Regions from separate parts of the Homo sapiens genome. Here region 1 is linked to region 2. Evidence: chromatin loops called from intact Hi-C (ENCODE). Cell type or tissue: IMR-90. All regions are shown on one strand. Each heading gives the region's core, and the rest is flanking DNA. Links, peaks and the distances in the headings are about the cores only. Region 1 overlaps SRP54 (signal recognition particle 54). Region 2 holds the start of LOC101927178 (a long non-coding RNA gene).

Region 1 (13,349 bases), core at 3,715-11,714, 69 kb before region 2:
ATTTTTTTCAATGTAATAACTAGAAATGTAATAACTTTACAGCCTGTTGCCCAGGCCGGAGTACAGTGGCCTGATGATAGCTCATTGCAGTCTCAAACTCCTGGGCTCAAGCAATCTTACTGCCTCAGCCTCCTTGATTAGCTGGGACCACAGGTGCGTGCCACCACACCTGGCCAATTCTTTAAATTAGTAGAGACAAGATCTTGCTATGCTGCCCAAGCTGGTCTCAAACTCCTGGTCTCAATGAATCCTCCTCCTTTGTCCCCCCGCTGAAAGGGCCGGGATTATAGGCATGAGCCACCACACCCAGCCTCCATTGAAACTTTATTTGCACATAGTTTACCAACCCCTGATCTAGGACATTAACTATTATAGATTTATTATTTTATCATACATTTCAAGCTCCAAACAACTGACCCCCAAGTGAATTATTTTTTAAATGTCCCATGCTTTTTTTTGTTTTTGTTTTTGAGATGGAGTCTCGCTCTGTCACCCAGGCTGGAGTGCGGTGGCGCGATCTCGGCTCACTGCAAGCTCCGCCACCCGGGTTCATGCCATTCTCCTGCCTCAGCCTTCAGAGTAGCTGGGACTACAGGCGCCTGCCACCACGCCCGGCTAATTTTTTGTATTTTTAGCAGAGATGGGGTTTCACCGTGTTAGCCAGGATGGTCTCAATCTCCTGACCTTGTGATCCACCTGCCTCTGCCTCCCAAAGTGCTGGGATTACAGGCATGAGCCACCGCGCCCGGCCCTAAATGTCCCATGCTTTTTTAATTTGGAGACTGTCCCTATATGAACCTCAGTTTTCCACTGACTGATTTTAAAGTTGATTATTATTTTTTACTAGCCCTCTAAATGTAGTAACTTTACAGTAAATATTTGGCATTGGAGAATTTACAGTTTGACCTGGAAAATCTTTCACATATAATCTGTAATTTTGTTAAGTAAATATTTGTCAAATTGAATATGGACATTAGCACTCTCGAGTATGGCATCCACTAGCCACATGTGGTTATTGAGCATTTGTAATGTGGCTAGTCCAAACTGAGATGTGTTTTACATATAAAATACACACCAGGTTTTCAGACTTGGTATGGGAAAAGAAATGTAAAATATCTCATTAATTTTTTATATAGATTACATATGAAAATGATAATTTTTTAGATGTATTGGGGTAGATACTAAAATTAGTATCACCTGTTTTTACTTTTTAAATGTCAGTACTGGAAATTTTAAAATTCATGTGTAGCCTTCATATACATTTTTGTATTACATTTCTGTAGTGCTGATGTAGATTCCTCCTGTGGCTTAAATTTGGTTTCACATTTTATACTCCAGCTTGTTCTAAAAAATGCTGTGAGATCTTTACCTCTGAATTGGTTTGGAGTATAGACTTGATTATGACTTCTTAAATTTATGTTCTTAAATTTTACTCTGTCTTTACAAAGGGGAATAATTGTATTATAATAGCTTATGGTAGCTTTTACATGAAAATGTCCTTATTTATATAATTTAAAAGTTGTGGCAGCACAGTGGCTCACGCCTGAAATCCCAGCACTTTGAGGCTGAGACAGAAGGATTGCTTGAACCCAGAAGTTGGAAACCAGCCTGGGCAACATGGCAAGACCCTGTCTCTACAAAAAAAAATTTTTTTAGTTAACTAGGTGTGGTGGCGTGTGCCTGTAGTCCCAGTTACTTGGGAGGCTGAAGTGGGAGCATCATTTGAGCCCAGGAGGTTGAGGCTGCAGTGAGCTCTGATTATGCCACTGCACTCCAGCCTGGGTGACAAGAGTGTGACCCTGTCTCAAAAAAGGAAAAAAAAGTTGTGGGGAAGGGGTTTTGAATTTATATGTATGTTAACCTGATTTTATTTTTAATTTATTTTTGGTATTTAGCTTGTAGACCCTGGAGTTAAGGCATGGACACCCACTAAAGGAAAACAAAATGTGATTATGTTTGTTGGATTGCAAGGGAGTGGTAAAACAACAACATGTTCAAAGGTAAATTGAACTTAATTTAAAAAGAAGTCATATGGAAGATAGGTTTGTATAAATCAAGTTTTGTATTTAATATAAAAATGTAAAGCCTGGCTTTATAATGTTGAAATATATATTTTATTAATTATAATTATTAGAATGCATTTATATATTATAAATAATGTTATTTTATATAAAATATATTTACATAAAATATATTTATATTATAATAAAATATATTTACATAAAATATATTTTATTAAAATATATTTATATTATAATAAAATATATTTACATAAAATAGATTTTATTAAAATATATTTACATAAAATAGATTTTATTAAAATATATTTACATAAAATAGATTTTATTAAAATATATTTACATAAAATAGATTTTATTAAAATATATTTACATTAAAATATATTAATAACATATTAAGATATAAAGCCAGGCTTTATAATATTGTTGCTTTATAATTTTGTGTTACTTGATGTATGTTTTTAAATAGTTTTTTTTAGGATAAGAGGAGAGGTCCTCATAGTTTCTTATGATTTTTTTTTTGTAAGAAGGTAGACATCTGTAACTATGCTATTTCTTTTATTAAAAAAAGACCATTCCTATCCTTTCAGGAAGTGAGTGTGTGATTTTTGGAGAAGAGAACATGGAGTTTACTTTATCCTCTATGGCTCAGGACTCCTTTTTCAGGTTCCCACCCAGCATACTATAGATCTTCATTTTGTGTATCCTTATGCCATATTTTTTTAGACAGAGTCTTACTTTTATTGCCCAAGCTTGAGTGCAGTGGCACGCAAACATAGCTTACTGTAGCCTTGACCGCTTTATGCTAATTTTTAATTCAGTTTACCACTCCTTTCTCCCAAATTGCATGTCTCAACAATATTACAAGATTTTTCCACAAGCTTCACGTATGTTACAGTTTGAGAGGGAAAAAGAGAAAAGGATGATTTTTAGATCGTTTTGTTGTTGTTTGTTTTTAATTAACATTAATAGTAGTTAACATTTTTTGCTATGATCATTTGCTACTTGATCATTTTATATTTGAATGCTACTGCATGACAATTAGAATATAAAACTTTGTAGGAAATTTGCCACATTCAAAAATCTTTAATAATATTTTCAGGAGAATTATAAGCAGTTTTATTTTACTCCTTAGGTAAATAATAAGGAAAAACAGAAAAAATTATATGTATAGTTTGTTATATTTTATGATATTATATTTTTAAATCTTTTCTCACCCAGCTAGCATATTATTACCAGAGGAAAGGTTGGAAGACCTGTTTAATATGTGCAGACACATTCAGAGCAGGTAATGTCTTGAAATTTGAAAATTGTTTTATATAATTTTTATTTTCAAGTTTGAGGATTCATGAACTCTTTATCTTCCAGGGGCTTTTGACCAACTAAAACAGAATGCTACCAAAGCAAGAATTCCATTTTATGGAAGGTAGGTTACTGTTTTTTATTTTAACACTTATATCCCTCTTCTTGTCTGTCAGCTTTTTTTTTTTTTTTTTTTTGAGACGGAGTCTCCCTCTGTCACCCAGGCTGGGGTGCAATGGTGCGATCTTGGCTCACTGCAACCACCACCTCCTGGGTTCAAGTGATTCTCCTGTCTCAGCTTCCTGAGTAACTGGGATTACAGGTGCCCACCACCATGCCCATCTAAATTTTTGTATTTTTAGTAGAGACAGGGTTTTACCATGTTGGCCAGGCTGGTCTCGAACTCCTGACCTCAGGTGATCCACCTGCCTCAGCCTCCCAAAGTGCTGGAATTACAGGCATGAGCCACCATGCCTGACCATGCCCTGCTAATTTTTTTAAAAACTTTTTGTAAAGACCCTGTCTTATAAAATATCCTTTGTTGCCCAGGCTGGTCCCAAGCTCCTGGGCTCAAATGATCCTCCCACCTCAGCCTCCCGAAGGGCTGGGATTACAGGCTTGAGCCACTGTATGCAGCCACACACATGTTCTTATTAAGTGTATTTCTATCTGAGTTTTTGGTGGTGGTTCTTAATTTAGGGGAAAAACTTTTTTTGTAACATTATGTGTCTTTATTTGATAATAGTGATCTGCATATAAAAAGTTGCCACTAATCAGAAGAGTGCAAATTAAAATATCTCATTTCTTGATTTTCAAGTTGACAAAGATTGTATTGGGGATTGTGAAAATGTAGTGAAATAGGGATGAGATTAAACTTTTATGGAAGAGATTTGCCTCATAAAAGCAAAAAGCCTTAAATGGTCATACCATTTGTTCCAAATTCAGCTTATAAGAGGTGTCATAACATAGTGTCAAAGAAGAAACATTTATGTACCAATTATATTGGCGGTATTTTTAATATCAGGAAATTGGAAACACTGCCATGCACAGTGGCTCATATCTGTAATCCCAGCACTTCGGGAGGCTGAGGTGGGAGGATTGCTTGAGCCCAGAAGTTGGACACCAGCCTGGGCAATATAGCAAGACCTCATCTCTACAAAAAATAAATTTAAAAAATTTTCAGGCTGGGCGCACCACGTTGGGAGGCTGAGGCGGGCGGATTATGAGGTCAGGAGTTCGAGACCAGCCTGGCCAACACAGTGAAACCCTGTCTCTACTAAAAATACAGAAATTAGCTGGGCGTGGTAGTGGGTGCCTGTAATCCTAGCTACTTGGGAGGCTGAGGCAGAAGAATCGCTTGAATCTGGGAGGCGAAGGTTGCATTGAGCCGAGATCGTGCCACTACCCTTCAGCCTGGGTGACAGAGCTAGACACCGTTTAAAAAAAAAAATTTTTTTAGGCCGGGCACAGTGGCTCACACCTGTAATCCCCGTACTTTGGGAGGCTTAGGCGGGTGGATCACCTGAGGTCGGGAGTTCAAGACCAGCCTGACCAACATGGAGAAAGCCCGTTTCTACTAAAAATACAAAATAACTGGACGTGGTGGCGTGTGCCTGTAATCCCAGCTACTCAGGAGGCTGAGGCAAGAGAATTGCTTGAACCCGGGAGGCAGAGGTTGCGGTGAGCTGAGATGGCATCATTGCACTCCACCATGGGCAACAAGAGCAAAACTGTGCCTCAAAATAAATAAATAAATAAATTTAAAAAAGAAATTGGAGGCCAGGCATGATGGCTCATGCATGTGATCCCAGCATTTTGGGAGGCCAAGGCGGGCATATCATGAGGTCAGAAGTTTGAGACCATCCTGACCAACATGGTGAAACCCCGTCTTTACTGAAAATACAAAAATTAGCCAGGCCTGGTGGCAGGCGCCTGTAATCCTAGCCACTTGGGAGGCTGAGGCACGAGAATCCCTTGAACCCAGGAGGCAGAAGTGGCAGTGAGCCGAGATCGCACCACTGCACTCCAGCCTGGGCAACAGAGTGAAACTTTGTCTCAAAAATAAATAAATAAATACATAAAAATTAAAAAAAAAATTGGAAAAACGTCAAATGTCTAATAGTAGGGCGTTATTTAATAAATGATACAGCCATCTGATAGAATGCTGTATAACCTCAAGGTTATGTGTTACAGAAATATTTTTTCTTTTTTCACCCGTGTTAATTTTTAAAGAGACATGCCATGGTCTTGCTCTGTTGCCCAAGTTGGAGTGCAGTTGCATGATCATAAGCTCACTGCAGTGTCGAACTCATGGACTCAAGTGGTCCTCCTGCCTCAGTCTCCCAAGTGGCTGGGACTATAGGCATATTCCACTATGCCAGCTAGTTTTTTTTTTTTGTAGAGATGGAATCTCACTATATTGCTCAGGCTTGTTACAAGAATATCTACTGGTTTTATAAAATGCTTCCAAATGGATGTTAAATGGAAAAATGTGTGAAACACTGTGAGCATGAGTTCAATTATTAAAGAAGATATAAAAAATAAATTTGAAGGAGACACAATTCATTCAAAAAAGACATGCAGTAGAATCATACTGGGTTTTGGAATTGGAAAATTGGATAATGCTTCATGCTTTTTTAGAAGTAGATTCTGTATTTAATACTTTATAGATTTTCCTCTTCTAAATTGAAATTGGGGTCATTTTGGCTTTTTCAAAATAGATTATAGGTAAATTAACTTTCCGAATTAGTAGTATTTGGAAGTTTTGTCGTTTTGTTAAATCATTTGTCCATGTTATATAGCTATACAGAAATGGATCCTGTCATCATTGCTTCTGAAGGAGTAGAGAAATTTAAAAATGAAAATTTTGAAATTATTATTGTTGATACAAGTGGCCGCCACAAACAAGAAGACTCTTTGTTTGAAGAAATGCTTCAAGTTGCTAATGCTATAGTAAGTAGCTTTCAATGTAACACTATTATTAGGACTTTGGTTAATTTAATTATAAAACCAGGTTGAGTATATGACCAATATAAATTATTCTTTGCCTGTGAGGCAGATCCCCAGTAATTTATTTTTGTTTTGGGCACCTATATCTATGTGGTAGGGACTTAATTTCATTATTTTTGTTCTCCATTAAATATAAAATTTTCATAAGTATGAAAAAGTAATTTCCTTTCTCAGTCATCCTATTAGTATGCATAAGAAAACATTTAAAAATTAGTAATTAGGCCGGGTATGGTGGCTCACATCTATAATCCCAGCACTTTGGGAGGCCAGGGCGGATGGATCACAAGGTCAGGAGTTCAAGATCAGCCTGGCCAACATGGTGAAACTCCGTCTCTACTAAAAATACAAAAATTATCTGGGCATGGTGGTGGGTGCCTGTAATCCCAGCTACCTGGGAGCTGAGGCAGGAGAATAGCTTGAACCCGGGAGGCAGAGGTTGCAGTGAGCCAAGATCACGCCATTGCACTCCAGCCTGGGCAACAAGAGCAAAACTCCATCTCCAAAAAAAAAAAAAAAAAAAATTAGTAATTAGCCTTTAGTTTCTGTTGAATTTCCTTTTTAAAAATTCAGTTGGAAATACTTAGATTTTTAAATACTTTAAAAAATATTAATTATCATTTTGTGTCTCTTTAAAAGTGTGATGGAAACAATTTGGGGGAGGAGAAGCAGTTTATAGATATCTGCAGCATATATTATTAGGAACCCACGTCTTGACATTGGAGTGTTAGCAGTAATTCTTTGGTTTGTGGTTAATGCTAATAAGTTTCTTTTCAGTTATGTTGTTATTTTGACCAAGTTGAGCAGATCTAAGGGAAGTAGCCTCAAGTATATTTTATCCGTTTTCAGTATACACTCTTCTACTTTGATTTGCCTTTGTACTTTTTTTGCCTAGATTGCCATTCTTTCAAATCTTTGCATATAACCTTTTCCTCTTTATTCAGGCCTCAGCTCAAACATTAGGTCCAGAGAGGCCTTCCCTGACTACCTTACTAGAAAATGCCTCCCATACTTCAAAACTGATACTCTGTATCCCATTTTCGTTGTTATACATCTGAAATGTTTATCTATTTATTATATATGTCCTCTGACTAGAATGCAAGTTTCTTAGGACAAATATTTTCTCATTTACCTTTTTGTTCTCATGACCTAGATGGTACCTGATAATACATAGTACTTCAACAAATATTTATGGATTGAATAATTATTTATAGTGTAAATGTTGTAGTTTTTTTTTTTTTTTTTTTGAGATGGAGTTTCACTCTTGTCGCCCAGGCTGGAGTGCAGTGGCATGATCTCAGCTGACTGCAACCTCTGCCTCCCGGGTTCAAGTGATTCTCCTGCCTGAGCCTCTCAAGTAGCTGGGATTACAGGCACTCGCCACCATGCCTGGCTAATTTTTGTATGCTAATTTTTGTATTTTTAGTAGAGACGGGGTTTTCACCATGTTGGCCAGGCTGGTCTTGAACTATCTCAGGTGATCCACCTGGCTCGGCCTCCCAAAGTGCTGGGATTACAGGCATGAGCCACTGCACCTGGCTCTAAATATTGTTTTATAGCTTCTAATGATGACATTTGCTTAGGATCAATAAAAATCTTTTCTAAAGTATCTTTTCTATTTAAACTTTCTAGCAACCTGATAACATTGTTTATGTGATGGATGCCTCCATTGGGCAGGCTTGTGAAGCCCAGGCTAAGGCTTTTAAAGATAAAGTAGATGTAGCCTCAGTAATAGTGACAAAACTTGATGGCCATGCAAAAGGAGGTGGTGCACTCAGTGCGTAAGTATCATTGATACTGTTGTCCTCTGTCTTGGGATTATATGGGGAAGGATATGTGTTTATAGCTTTCATATTGATCATTTAAAATATGTTTCAATAGTGAGCCTAATATGGTTTATAAAGAAAGTTTAAATAGAAACAATTTTGGAGCCTGTCTGATATAGGTCTATTATAACTTGTGAAATGAAACTTGAGTTTTGTACCTTTGTCTAATTAGCTTTGGAGGCGGATTCACTTCGAATTTCAGATCTGCTGGAAATTTGTGGGGTTCTTTTGAGGTTATTTTATATTTTCTTTTTTTTTCCAGAGTCGCTGCCACAAAAAGTCCGATTATTTTCATTGGTACAGGGGAACATATAGATGACTTTGAACCTTTCAAAACACAGCCTTTTATTAGCAAACTTCTTGGTATGTACAGTGGTGGGGATATAGAAAAATCTCCAAGAAATACGATGTATCTTTAGGACAAAATAGGATTTTAATTCTGTCCTCACTAATTTAAGCACATCATTTCTTTCTGTGACTTAGTTTCCTTACCTGTAAAATAGAGATAATGGTTATCTGCCCTCTGTGGTGAAAGTGGTAAAATGAGGTATCTAGTAGAAAGTTCTTTGGAAAAGTTTTAGAGCACAGTACAAAAACAAGTGGTTTTAATAATAGTGGATGTAAGGGCAGTAATACTTTGGCAATGTCTCAAGGTGGTATAGTTAGAGAGCATGGAATTTGGAGTTAAACCCTGGGCTGCAGTCCTTGCTTTGCCACTTGTTTGTTGCCACTTAACTTTTTTTTTTTTTTTTTTTGAGACGGAGTTTCGCTCTTGTCACCCAGGCTGGAGTGCAATGGCGGGATCTCAGTTCACTGCACCTTCAGCCTCCCGGGTTCAAGCGATTTTCCTGCCTTAGCCTCCCAGGTAGCTGGGATTACAGGCGTGCACCACCAGGTCCAGCTAATTTTTTTTTATTTTTAGTAGAGACGGGGTTTCACCATGTTGGCCAGGCTAGTCTCAAACTCCTGACCTCAGGTGATCCACCCACCTTGGCCTCCCAAAGTGCTGGGATTACAGGCATGAGCCACCGCTCCTGGCCATGCCACTTAACTTTCTTAGCTTTGGTTTTCTCATTTGTGTAGTGTAGTAAGAATACCTAACCTATTATAACCTCACAAGGTTATTATGTATGTGAATGTGTTTTGTATAATGTGAAGCAGGGTATAGTATTAGTTGTTAATTTTTCTTTTTTGTATCTTATAGGTATGGGCGACATTGAAGGACTGATAGATAAAGTCAACGAGTTGAAGTTGGATGACAATGAAGCACTTATAGAGAAGTTGAAACATGGTATATGAGTGACAAAAAAGCACTTCATCTCAGATTTCTTCCATTGATTTTTTTTATAAAGTTACTATTAAGTTATTTGAAATGTAATATCTGTTAGAGTCAGATCTTCCACTGCTTATTATTTTAGATGATTTATATGCAAATCATTTAAAATCTCAGGTACCTGAGCAGTTACAGAATTCAGTGTTTTTATTTTCTTTATTGTAATAAAATTAAGATTAAAATAAGGCTTTCACTAGGTTCCTTGAAGTTTTTCTGTTTTTTAAGACAGAGTCTCACTCTGTTACCCAGGCTGGAGTGCAGTGGTGCAATCTTGGCTCACCGCAAACTCCACCTCCTGGGTTCAAGTGATTCTCCTGCCTCAGCCTCCTGAGTAGCTGGGATTACGGGCACGTACCACCAGGCCCGGCTAATTTTTGTATTTTTAGTAGAGATGGGTTTTGCCATGTTGGCCAGGCTGGTCTTGAACTGCTGACCTCAGGTGATCCACCCACCTCAGCCTCCCAAAGTGCTGAGATTACAGGTGTGAACCACTGTGCTTGGCCGGTTCCTTGAAGTTAAACAGGTTAAAAGTAAGTTAGAACACAAGGATGAAATTAAATATACCACATTTTCTTTACCCCACATGAAAGACCACTCCTGTAGAGAAGGATATTATTCTGATTAGGAGCTCAGGTTCTTAAATATAACATACCTGTTTTTGTATCTCTGATCTATTTTTTAGCTTTATAACTTTTTAAATTACTTAGCCTCAATTTTGTCATCTATAAAACGTACATAATACTAACTACTTCATATGGTTGTGAAGATTGCATTCGCTGATGCATGTACAATGTCTGGCACATCATAAACACTCAATGTATATTATTCTCAACCATTCCAGTTGTTCTAAAAATAATCTTTAATTACCGTAGCAACTATTCTGCCTCTTTGCTTCTTCTCACTCATCTTACCAGATAATTGTGCCTTTACTTTTCTCTTAAATGCTGGTGTTTCTCAGGGATCATTCGAAGTTATCTTTCTCAGGAGCTTCAGACTCATGTATCTGTGTTTACTAGACCATTCTTGGATGTTTCATAGACATCTCAAATTCAGCATATCCTTATTCCCATCCCAACCTCTCACCTCGTTGTCTTATCAATGAATATTAATATCATTTATATTGTTGCCAGAGTCAGAAACTTGGGTGTCATTATTATTTCTTCCTCACTCTGCCCACTCCTTTCTCCATCAGTTAACTAGTCCAAGTGTTTCCACCTCCTAAATATCTCCATTCCATCCCCTTCTCTGTAGCTGCCCTTCAACTATGCTAGTTCATCTCTTTCCTAGATCTTCTTATTGTAAGTCTTTCAACAGATCTTCCATCTTCCTGTACTCTTCCCCTTTGATGTATTTTTTCATACTACAGCCCAGAATAATCTTTCAAAACTGCAAATCTGATCCCATTACTGCTTTTCTTAAAATTCTTTAGTGGCTTTCTCTTGCCCTTTTAAAGTTTTTAACTGATTTTACTGTCTAGCTCACATCTTCCATGTTGTGTTTTAGCATTGTTGTTCTTAGTATTCTGTGTGCCAGCTATGCTGGACTTCTTTTAGTTTCTCAAATGTACATTCCTGTCTCTCACATCTGGGCTGTTGCCTTTGCCAGTCCCTCTATCTCTCTTCTTACCTCTGCCATCATCTCCTCTGGCCAAGATGGCTAACTGCTACTTGCACTTCAGATTTCTCCTTAAATGTCCTTCTTCAGGGACATTTCACCTGAACCCTAGACTGAGTTGGAACCTTCTGACAGATGTTTCTATCACTTCCTACAATTAATTTTTATATTATTCAGCACAATTATTTGATGTCTGTTTTTCCTGCTTGAAGGTGAAGGTAGAGGTCATAGCTGGGTTACTCATTTTTTATGTTCACAGTACCTAGCACAGTGTCTGGCACATAGTAGGCCTTCAGCAACTATTGAATGAATGAATTTATCCTTTGTTGCCTGTCTCTTTGCCCCTTTTTTTTCTTTTCTTTTTTTTTTTTTTTCTTCTTTTTTTGAGACAGAGTTTCACTCTTGTTGCCCAGGCTGGAGTGCATTGGCACAATCTCAGCTCAGTGCAACCTCCGCCTCCCAGTTTGAAGCAGTTCTCCTGCCTCAGCCTCCCCATTAGCTGGGACTACAGGCATGCACTGCCACGCCCGGCTAATTTTTGCATTTTTAGTAGAAATGGGGTTTCACCATGGTGGCCAGGCTGATCTCGAACTCCTGGCCTCAGGTGATCTGCCTGCCTCGGCCTCCCAAAGTGCTGAGATTACAGGCATGAGCCACCTTGCCTGGCCGCTCCTTCCTTTTTCTATCTTGGATAATCCTACCACTGTTTCTGCTACCACTATGAAGCTGGGTGTATATTCCTACTCTGTTTCCTTTCTGACTCCTGACTCTCCTTAAGTCTCTACATTTTTGTTTCTATTTCTAATATTCTACTCATTCTGAGATCTCCAAGGGTCTCCTAATTTCCACATGTAGTGACCTTTCTTGTTTTCCTTGGTTCCTAATATTTAAGTGTTTTCTGCCTTTTCTGTTTTCAGACTCTAAGTTCTATGTCTGTGGATTTCTTATATTATTCTAGCTTTAATTATCACTTCTGTATAAATGGCCAAATATGTATTTCAACCTTAATCCTCTCTTCCACTGTTTAATTCTGCGTTTCTAGTTGACTGCTATAACATTTCTTTTAAGATACTGTACTGCCACTTCACATTCAGAATGCCTGAACCAAATACCTTTTCTCTTTTTATCTTTAGGACATAAATAGAAAATACTTTCTCTTTTGGCTTGTTCCATCCCTGTTTTTAAACCTTAGGTTAGTATACATACAATGAAATGCTCAAATCCTAAGGATACCTTTCTTTTTTTGACAAATGCACAGTAACCCACACCCAATCAAGAAACAGAACATTTCCATTACTCTAAAAGGTTTGCTTGTGCCCTTTCCCGGTAATACTTCATATTATAGAAGTCCTGGGCTGTGCATGGTGGCTCACACTGTAATCCTAGTGCTTTAGGAGGCCAAGGTGGGAGGATCATTTGAGGTCAGGAGTTTGAGACCAGCCTGGGCAATGTAGTGAGACCCATATCTCTTAGAAAAATCCAGTGGCATGCATCCATAGTCATAACTACTCTGGAGACTGAGGCAGGCGGTCACTTGAGCTCAAGAGTTTGAGGCTACCAGTGTGTGATGACTGTACCACTTCAATCCAGTCTCAGTGATAGAGCACAACCCTCTTAAAAAAATAAAGAAATTCTGAGTATATCGTTTTTCTTCCAATCTGTTTTCTTTGACTAAGCATATTTTGATATTAATTCATGTAGTTGTACTTATCTATAGTTTGTTCTTTTTATTGCTGAATAATATTTTTTCCACAGTGTATCCATTTTCCTGTTCATAGATACCTAAGCTATTTAAGAAACTCCAAACAATCTTCTAAAGTGTCTTGCTATTCTATATTCTCACCAATATATGGGAGTTCTTTGTGGTCCACATCCACTTTAACTTTTGATATTGTCAACCTTTAAAATTTTACTCATCCTAGTAGGTGTAGTTTATGTGCCTTGTTTTCAGGTTTCTTGTGTGTTTGTATATGTGTCTTCTCAGATAGAATGTAAGCTTCTCTATGATAGGACCTGTCTTTGTCTATGTATTCTCCCCAGCATTCATCCTGTCATCTTGCACATGGTAACTGCTTGGTGAATATTTATTGATGTATATTTTATAAATATGCTTCAAGATGAATTCATGATTAAGGAATAAATTAGTTTTGTTGAATGGAAATGTACATACTTTAATATATCCGAATTATTTACATTGTATTTCAGGTCAGTTTACGTTGCGAGACATGTATGAGCAATTTCAAAATATCA
Region 2 (8,428 bases), core at 429-8,428:
TTCGCCTGCCTCAGCCTCCCGAGCAGCTGGGACCACAGGCGCCCGCCACCGCGCCCGGCTAATTTTTTGTATTTTTAGTAGAGACGGGGTTTCACCTTGTTGGCCAGGATGGTCTCGATCTCCTGACCTCATGATCCACCCGCCTCGGCCTCCCAAAGTGCTGGGACCACAGGCGTGAGCCACCGCGCCCGGCCTCAAGTTCTTAAACCCTTTCTCTTAACAGCTATTTTGCTGCTTTGTCATTTGGTTTCCAATTGATAACATTCTCAATCTGTCTCACTGCTTATTCTAAAGCCTGTATTATAGTTAATTTATATTTCTATTTCATTAATATTCCATTTCTTAAATTGAGATGTGACTAAGTCATATTTGAAGGAAATGAATTATCAACTTATAACTTAATAATGCTAATTTAAAATATAGGTTTTAAATTATGAAGCTTTCTTCTGCTTCCATTTTTAACTCCCTCATAGCTTTTTATCACTTTCTGCATTTTATTAGAGCTAATTGTGAATAGTAATTGATTCAACAAACATTTACTGAGCACTGAATATATGCTAGACAGGTTGGTGTAATGGAAAGAGCATGAGCTTGAGATTCAGACCTAGCTTTGAACTTTGGATCTGCCTTATCAGTTTGGGTTAAGTTCTTTAACCTCTCTACGCCTAACCTTTCACAGTACCTGGCACATGGTAGGCACTCAGTGAGTATTATACTACAAGCCATTCCCCTCCTCCAGCCCAGTGATATCCCAGCTTTCTGAGTATACATTTTTCTTTTTTGAGACAGAGTCTTGCTCTTTCATCAAGGCTGGAGTGCAGTGGTGTGATCTTGTCTCACCGTAACCTCCACCTCCCAGTTTCAAGCTATTCTCTTGCCTCAGCCTCCTGAGTAGCTGGGATTACAGGTGCCCACCACCATGCCCAGCTAATTTTTGTATTTTTAGTAGAGATGAGGTTTCATCATGTTGTTCAAGCTGGTCTTGAAGTCCTGACCTCATGTGATTTGCCTGCCTCAGCCTCCCAAAGTGCTGGGATTATAGACATGAGCCGCCATGCCTGGCAGTATACACTTTTCTTAAAGACATAGATATATAACAGATACACCTAGTGATAAGTATTCTAATACAGACATGAAAAGACTTGTTGGGAGTTTTGAAGCCACCGGTACTTCTTGAAGAAAATCAGGGAAGATATACAGAAGATAGATCTATTAGGTTTTTATAATCTCCTTGAGAGCAGGAACAGTAACTCTTGTATTCCTACAGTGTCTTACACATAGAAAGTGCTCAAGAAATGTTTATAGAATTATATAAGTCTTTTAACTTTTGTATTTTCAGTGTGTGACTTCCTTGGAGAGAAGATTGCATCTGTTTTGGGTATCAGCACCCCAAAGTACCAATATGCCATTGATGAATATTATCGGATGAAGAAGGAGGTATGCCTCCTTTTTACATTTTCTTGATTCAGTTTGGTTTGCTATGGACTTGATGGGTTGCATAATGAGCCTATGTATTTTCTAACTGCCCAACATGTAGCTCTCTTATGCTAGGCATTTCATTCTAGAATCATTAATTTCTTTTATCAAAGTAACATACATTTTGGAATTCCTTTAAACTGGAATTTTCCTATGATCTGTGTGCAAAACTAAGCTAGATTTCATTGTCTTAGTGCTATGTGAGATGCCTTATATACATTATTTAATCTTCACATGCCTCTCTTTGGATTATCATTCTAATTCTAAGATGAAGAAACAAGATACTTAGAGCACATGGACTGGATATAGGAAAAGTGGAGTGGGTTTGGCACAGATAAAAATTTAAGTACAAGAAATGTGTATGTGCCAGGTGTTAATGCACAAAAATTTGAGGGCAGTTTAAAAGTAGTGAGGTCTTAAGGTGAGAGTGAAGTGAATTTTGTCTTAAAAAATAAAAGCCTTTAGTGCTTAAGAGCATGGGCTCAAGAACCAAAGGGCTTGAATTCAAAATCCGTTCTACCACTTAAAACTTTGTAACCTTGGACAGAACACTTAACCCCTCTATAAGCCTCAATCTCCTCATCTTTGTAATGAGGAGAATTGCAGCATCCATGCTCGGGGGCTGCTCTACAGATTAAATACATTAATATATAAAATGTTTAGAACAGCACCTAGTGAGCACAACAAATATTGGCATCTGCTATTCTTCAAGCAAATAGAGGGCAGCAATTCAGGTAAAGCTAGAATGTAGAGGCATGAAGGTACATTGTTATGGTTGGGGAAATGGCAAAAATATAATAGTTTATTGTCACTGGAGCATAAGGTACAATGTGGGAGTGACTGGACATGAGCCTGGAAAGGTCAGCTGACTTAATATTTGTCATATGGTTTCAAACCTGTTTTATGAACAAATAAGTATTTCTTAACACTGTAAGCCTTGCTTAGAGCCTCATTACCTCATCTGGGCTATTATACTAGCCTCCTAAATGGTCTCTATTCTCAAGCAAGCCCCAGAGTAATCTTCTGGGGTTACTCACTGTGTACTGACTACCCGTTCTGCAGGGTCCAATACAAATGCCACCTACTCAATGAATTTAGTAGTTCTGCAACTAGAAATTATTTACCCTTTCAAAATCTGTACATCTGTCATAATACTGTTTTTACATGTCTTAACTTCCCTACTAAGTTGTAAACTTCTTGAGGGTAGGTGCTGCCTTATCTATGTATTTGATGCTTATGGGAAAACTAACTATGCTATATATCATGTAGTAAATGAACCAACCTATTCAACCGAATAGACTGACACCCTACAATTGAAGTGATACAGTTGAAGCTAACTTTTTATTTATTTAGCTTAGACTTAATCTGAAAAAAATAAAGTCCTTGTCAAAGTTAATTCAGGTCTCATCTACGTGATGTAGTGCTGGACCCTGTTTTAAAAAGTAACCTCTTTTGGGCTGAGCGCGGTGGCTCATGCCTGTAATCCCAACACTTTGGGAGGCCGAGGTGGGTGGATCACTTGTGGTCAGGAGTTCGAGACCAGCCTGGCCAACATGGTGAAACCCTGTCTTTACTAAAAATACAAAAATTAGCTGGGCGTGGTGGCAGGTGCTTGTAGTCCCAGCTACTCAGGAGGCTGAGGCAGGAGAATTGCTTGAGCCTGGGAGATGGAGGTTGCAGTGAGCCACTGCACTCCAGCCTGGGTGACAGAGCAATACTCTTTCTCAAAAAAAACAAACAACAAGAAAAAACTACTTTCCTTAAAATGTTTTACAGTGGTTATTTCAATTAGAGAGCAGGAGAAGGGAAAGTATGTCTTAATTAGACCAAACTGATTTGAACATGACACTTTTTTTTTTTTTTTTTTTTAAACATAAGCTGACAGTGGGGAAAACAGCACTATATACCTTTTGGACTTTCGTATTTCAACTATTCTTGATATTGCTCCTTTTTTTTAGGAAGAAGAAGAAGAAGAAGAAAACAGGATGTCTGAAGAAGCAGAAAAACAATATCAACAGAATAAATTGCAGACTGATTCCATTGTTCAGACAGATCAACCAGAGACAGTGATATCCAGCTCATTTGTGAATGTCAATTTTGAAATGGAGGGAGACAGTGAAGTAATTATGGAAAGCAAGCAAAATCCAGTCTCTGTCCCACCATAAAATGAAATGACTATCAAGCTTCAAACTCTTAAGTTTTTTTTTTTTAATACAAAAACTTTCACATTCTTTATTCAGTGGGACTTAATACAATTATTTATATTTTAAATTATTAAAGTATCTGGAAAGGGAAAATGTTTTCTTCATTTTTAGGATCTATCTAGCAAAAGCCAGATCTGAAATTCAGATATTTGTACTGTTTTTACTGTGTATAGAAATTAGTGCTTTGGTTTTAAAATGATCTTTTAAAAAAGTTAAGGACATCCTAGAGCCTTAATAGTTAAGAAGAGTTAAATTATCAAGCCTATTTGTGCATTTGCTTTTTTTGAAAAAGGTAAGTTGCTGATTAAGTCTAATTGGAATTGATAATTCCATAGTCTTAGATTAAAATGAGGATATTTTCTCCTAGATTTTCTCATGTTATGCCATGCATTTATATATCTAACCATTAATTTCACACTAAGGATGCTTCACCATATAATAAAAGGAGCAAGATGGAAGCACTTTGAATTTTCTTTCATTGAGAATAACTGTTTTATGTAAGAATCTGTATTTATAACACCAGATATTAAGATAGGCTTCCATTTTTTAATGCAAGCCACTTACTTAATCTTGTATTCTTTTTCAGGACTCAAATAACTAGCTTTGAACATAATATTAAAACACTACTTATAGAATAGATTTATTAATGTTAATACCTAGTGAATATCCATGTGGCATCCTGGTTATGTTATCGGTTCAGCGTTAATCCTATAGAAAAGTGGTTTGGAGGGGATTGGGGGATAGTGGGACAGGTATAGATTTAATCCATCAGGAGCAATTAGATATTGTATAAGGTGCAATGATAGCCTAATGAAATTACCCGTCATTCATCATTTAGAAGTAGCAACAGTGAAGACTGGACAGTTTACTTGAATCTGGTTGGCCACTCCTCTACCTACTTGGTTATTTGTAAACCTTACAAATGTATATATTGTGAAGCTAATTTTGAAAATATTCCTAAATATGGCCAGGTACGGTGCTCACACCTGTAATCCCAGCACTTTGGGAGGCTGAAGTGGGCAGATTACTTGAGGTCAGGAGTTTGAGACCAGCCTGGCCAACGTAGTGAAACCCCGTCTCTACAAAAATACAAAAATTAGCCAGGCGTGGTGGTGCACGTCTGTAATCCCAGCTGCTCGGGAGGCTGAGGCAGGAGAATCACTTGAACCAGGGAGGTGGAGGTTGCAGTGAGCCAAGATTGCACCACTGCACTCCAGCCTGGGCGACAGAGTGAGACTCCATCTTGGGGGGAAAAAAGTATATATATATACACACACACAGACACACACACACACACATATATCTCTAAATGTGTGTATAGAACCTTTTATCAGTATAACATTGATTTATAATTAAATGTGGGTGAGGAAGAATGTGTGGAGTGTTTCAGAAATTTTGATCTTAAAAGCCTTTTCAGAAACTCAAAGCTTTCAGAAATTAATAGTTATATTAATAGCCTTCTAAACAGCATTAAGTTTTCAATTTTAATATATCTATATAAAATATAGTGTCAAAGAAAGTAACATCAATATAGTGGGTCTGTAATGGAAATCTGTCAATGAACATGAACTGAGTTCTTCAACTACAGGTTGAAGGATAATTAAACTTTTCATTAGGAGTGTTCAGCTACATGGATTCATGGAATGGTGGTTCATAGTAAGTGATGGTAATCTTTTTATTCATGGGTGTAAACCCTTTATAACTTAGTGCTTAAAATATTAATCTTTTGATTATATAATGTCCCATGAATTATAGTTTACCAATAGTTCTAAAACATGCTAACCTGACCTTTTCCTTCTAATTTGTTTTTAACTTCATTCGAGATAGTACCTCTCACTCACAGATATTTATTTGGTTATCAAGTGAAGATAGGTGTGTCTAAAAGTGATCTTCTGAATCCTGTCTCCCTAGAGGTACTAGTATCTAGAGTTTACCCAGAAAATTTTATGATTGTAACAAAAGGAAGTAGTGACTTATGAAGGTTTTGTTTCTTGAATTTTACTTTTGCTACTTGTCCAATAGTGGCTAGTTTATGTTTATCAATATAGTTATTCACTGTGCCTTAAGTTTATACTTTGTTTATGCAAACTATAAAATTTCCCATAAATGTATTCAATGGTTTGTCTTACTTTAAGCCTCTTTCACTCACTTTTTCCTATCTCCTTTTCAGTCCTTTTAAGAATTCCAGTTCCAGCTGGGCACGGTGGCCCACGCCTGTAGTCCCAGCACTTTGGGAGGCCAAGGTGGGCGGATCACTAGGTCAGGAGTCCGAGACCAACCTGGCCAACATGGTGAATTAGTAGAGATGGATTTCTACTAAAAATACAAAAATTAGCCGGGCATGGTAGCAGGTGCTTGTAATCCTAGCTGCTCGGGAGGCTGAGGCAGGAGAGTCACTTGAGCCTGGGAGGCGGAGGTTGCAGTGAATGGAGTTTGCACCATTGTACTCCAGCCTGGGCGACACAGCAAGACTCGTCTCCAAAAAAAAAAAAAAAAACAGAATTCCAGTTCCTTCTGGATCATAGTTCATATTTACCTTCTTCTAATCTTTCAGCATCTCATAAAAACTAAATGTAATGTATAACTGAAGTCTTTATCCTGAATTAACATAAATTCTTTAACAAAAATCCTTAACAAAATGAAGTTTGTTTTTTGGTTTGGGACAGGGTCTTACTGTGTTGCCCAGGCTGGAGTGCAATAGTGCAATCATGGCTCACTCCAGCCTCGACCTCCTGGGCTTAAGCAGTCCTTCCCTGTCAGCCTCCTAAGGATCTGGGACTACAGGCTCACACCACCATGCCCAGCTAATGTTTTTTATTTATTTTTTGTAGAGACTTGGTTTTGCCATGTTGTCCGGGCTTGGAATTAAGTTTTGTAAAATGTAACTCTGGTATTGGTTAATAAAACTAGACAATTTTTTTTTTTTTTTTTTTGAGATGATGGAGTCTCACTCTGTTGCCAGGCTGGAGTGCAGTGGCTCAATCTTGGCTCACTGCAAGCTCCGCCTCCCGGGTTCACGCCATTCTCCTGCCTCAGCCTCCTGAGTAGCTGGGACTACAGGCACCCTCCACCACGCCCAGCTAATTTTTTGTATTTTTAGTAGAGACGGGGTTTCACTGTGTTAGCCAGGATGGTCTCAATCTCCTGAACTCGTGATCCGCCCACCTCAGCCTCCCAAAGTGCTGGGATTACAGGCGTAAGCCACCGTGCCCAGCCAACAAATTTTTTATACCAATGATTTTCATGAAAGTAAAATACTAGTTTGAATACATTTTATTAAAACATCCAATTAAAAGAAAGAACAAGGCTGGGCACGTGGCTCACGTATCACTGTGAATCATGGTGGCTATAGTCCCAGCACTTTGGGAGGCCGAGGCAGGCGGATCACCTGAGGTCAGGAGTTCGAGACCAGCCTGGCCAACATGGCAAGACCCCCATCTCTACTAAAAATACAAAAATTAGCCAGGCATGGTGGTGCACACCTGAAGTCCCAGCTGCTTAGGAGGCTGAGGCAGGAGAATCGCTTGAAGCTAGGAGGTGGAGGCTGCAGTGAGCAGAGATCATGCCACTGCACTCCAGCCTGGGCAACAGACGGAGACTGTCTCAAGAGAAAAAAAAAAAAAACCGCAAAACAAAAAGGCTGGGCGTGGTGCCTCACACCTGTAATCCCAGTACTTTGGGAGGCCGAGGCGGGCAGATGACTTGAGGTCAGGAGTTTGAGACCAGCCTGGCCAACATGGTGAAACCCTGTCTCTGCTAAAATACAAAAATTAGCCAGGTGTGTTGGCAGGCGCCTATAATCCCAGCTACTCAGGAGGCCGAGGCAGGAGAATCACTTGACCCCCCCTAAAAAAAAATCCTAATCCTAACCCAGAAATAAAATGGCTCTACTCATGAATGGGAAAGTTTGTCATCTTTGAGATTTTATATATATAGACACACACACACACACATGTTGTGTGTATATATATATGCACTGTCAGTCAAATATTCACATTCTAAATGACTGTCAGAAATATTCCATGGAAACTTCATCTCTGAAGATTATACAGATTTAAACTGAACATCATCTACCTACAGCAAATCACACTTCCCATCTTTGAACTAAAAGGAACCAGAACTTACCCCACCTCCTAACAAGCAATATTTGGTCCTATTGCTTCTAAACTATTGCAACCAAAATTCCAGTAACCAAAACATTTGCTGTGTTCTCTAGGCATATCAAGTGTTTTATTTAGACCATTTCTGAGGATTTTGCTTTAAAGGCTTTACATGCAGCATTCAAGTATCTCATAATATAAGACAGTCTAGTCTTTCAGAGATCATGTATCATCAAGGTCTGCAGAGTTTTCACTGTCATTTGCAACAAGAGCCTCTCTGTTCTCGTAAGTCCAGAAGCCATTCAAATCGATTAGAATGGTGGTTACTGTGTCTCCTTGATTACTGTTGATTAAATCCTGAAGAGAGATTTTCAAAGGATCCTTTGGTTTTACCATGTCAAAGATTTCATCCTGCAAGAGAAAAAAAAATACAATGAAATTTGATCCACTTAATTTCTATCACACATAGTGATCCAAAATTCAGGGCTGTTTGCATCCACTGAAGTACAGAGGAATAAAATTGAGGGCTGCCACTTGGGCTTATGTTAATTTTTTGTTCTACTTTTTTTCTTTTCCATTTAACAGGCAGTTTCCTTTTCTCTACCTACAACCACAAAATTTTATTGGATAACTCCTTAGCTATGTGAT

What was found. Peaks named below come from ENCODE experiments on the same cell type or tissue, not always from the same donor. Only the 100,000 strongest peaks of a DNase experiment are listed, where the experiment ranks them.
Region 1: a loop joins it to region 2, with 3 times the contacts of the local background. A loop is called at or near these places in 3 of 110 quality-filtered maps.

What each region holds. Positions count from the first base shown.
Region 1 is chr14:35,005,388-35,018,736 of GRCh38, forward strand. SRP54 (signal recognition particle 54) reads left to right here. Exons shown (of 16, transcript NM_003136.4): 5 at 1,896-2,000; 6 at 3,240-3,306; 7 at 3,387-3,444; 8 at 6,122-6,272; 9 at 7,959-8,107; 10 at 8,415-8,515; 11 at 9,357-9,443; 12 at 13,305-13,349. Among named protein-coding and RNA genes, the nearest start is that of SRP54, 29 kb to the left of the region's middle. In IMR-90, for the core only: no CTCF peak of the experiment used is centred there; no DNase peak of the experiment used is centred there.
Region 2 is chr14:35,077,588-35,086,015 of GRCh38, forward strand. It overlaps FAM177A1 (family with sequence similarity 177 member A1), which reads left to right. Exons shown (of 5, transcript NM_173607.5): 4 at 1,340-1,437; 5 at 3,435-5,791. The coding sequence ends at 3,641. PPP2R3C (protein phosphatase 2 regulatory subunit B''gamma) reads right to left here. Exons shown (of 13, transcript NM_017917.4): 13 at 7,885-8,191. The coding sequence ends at 8,003. It overlaps LOC101927178 (a long non-coding RNA gene), which reads left to right and starts at 3,494. Exons shown (of 5, transcript NR_110415.1): 1 at 3,494-3,972. In IMR-90, for the core only: no CTCF peak of the experiment used is centred there; no DNase peak of the experiment used is centred there.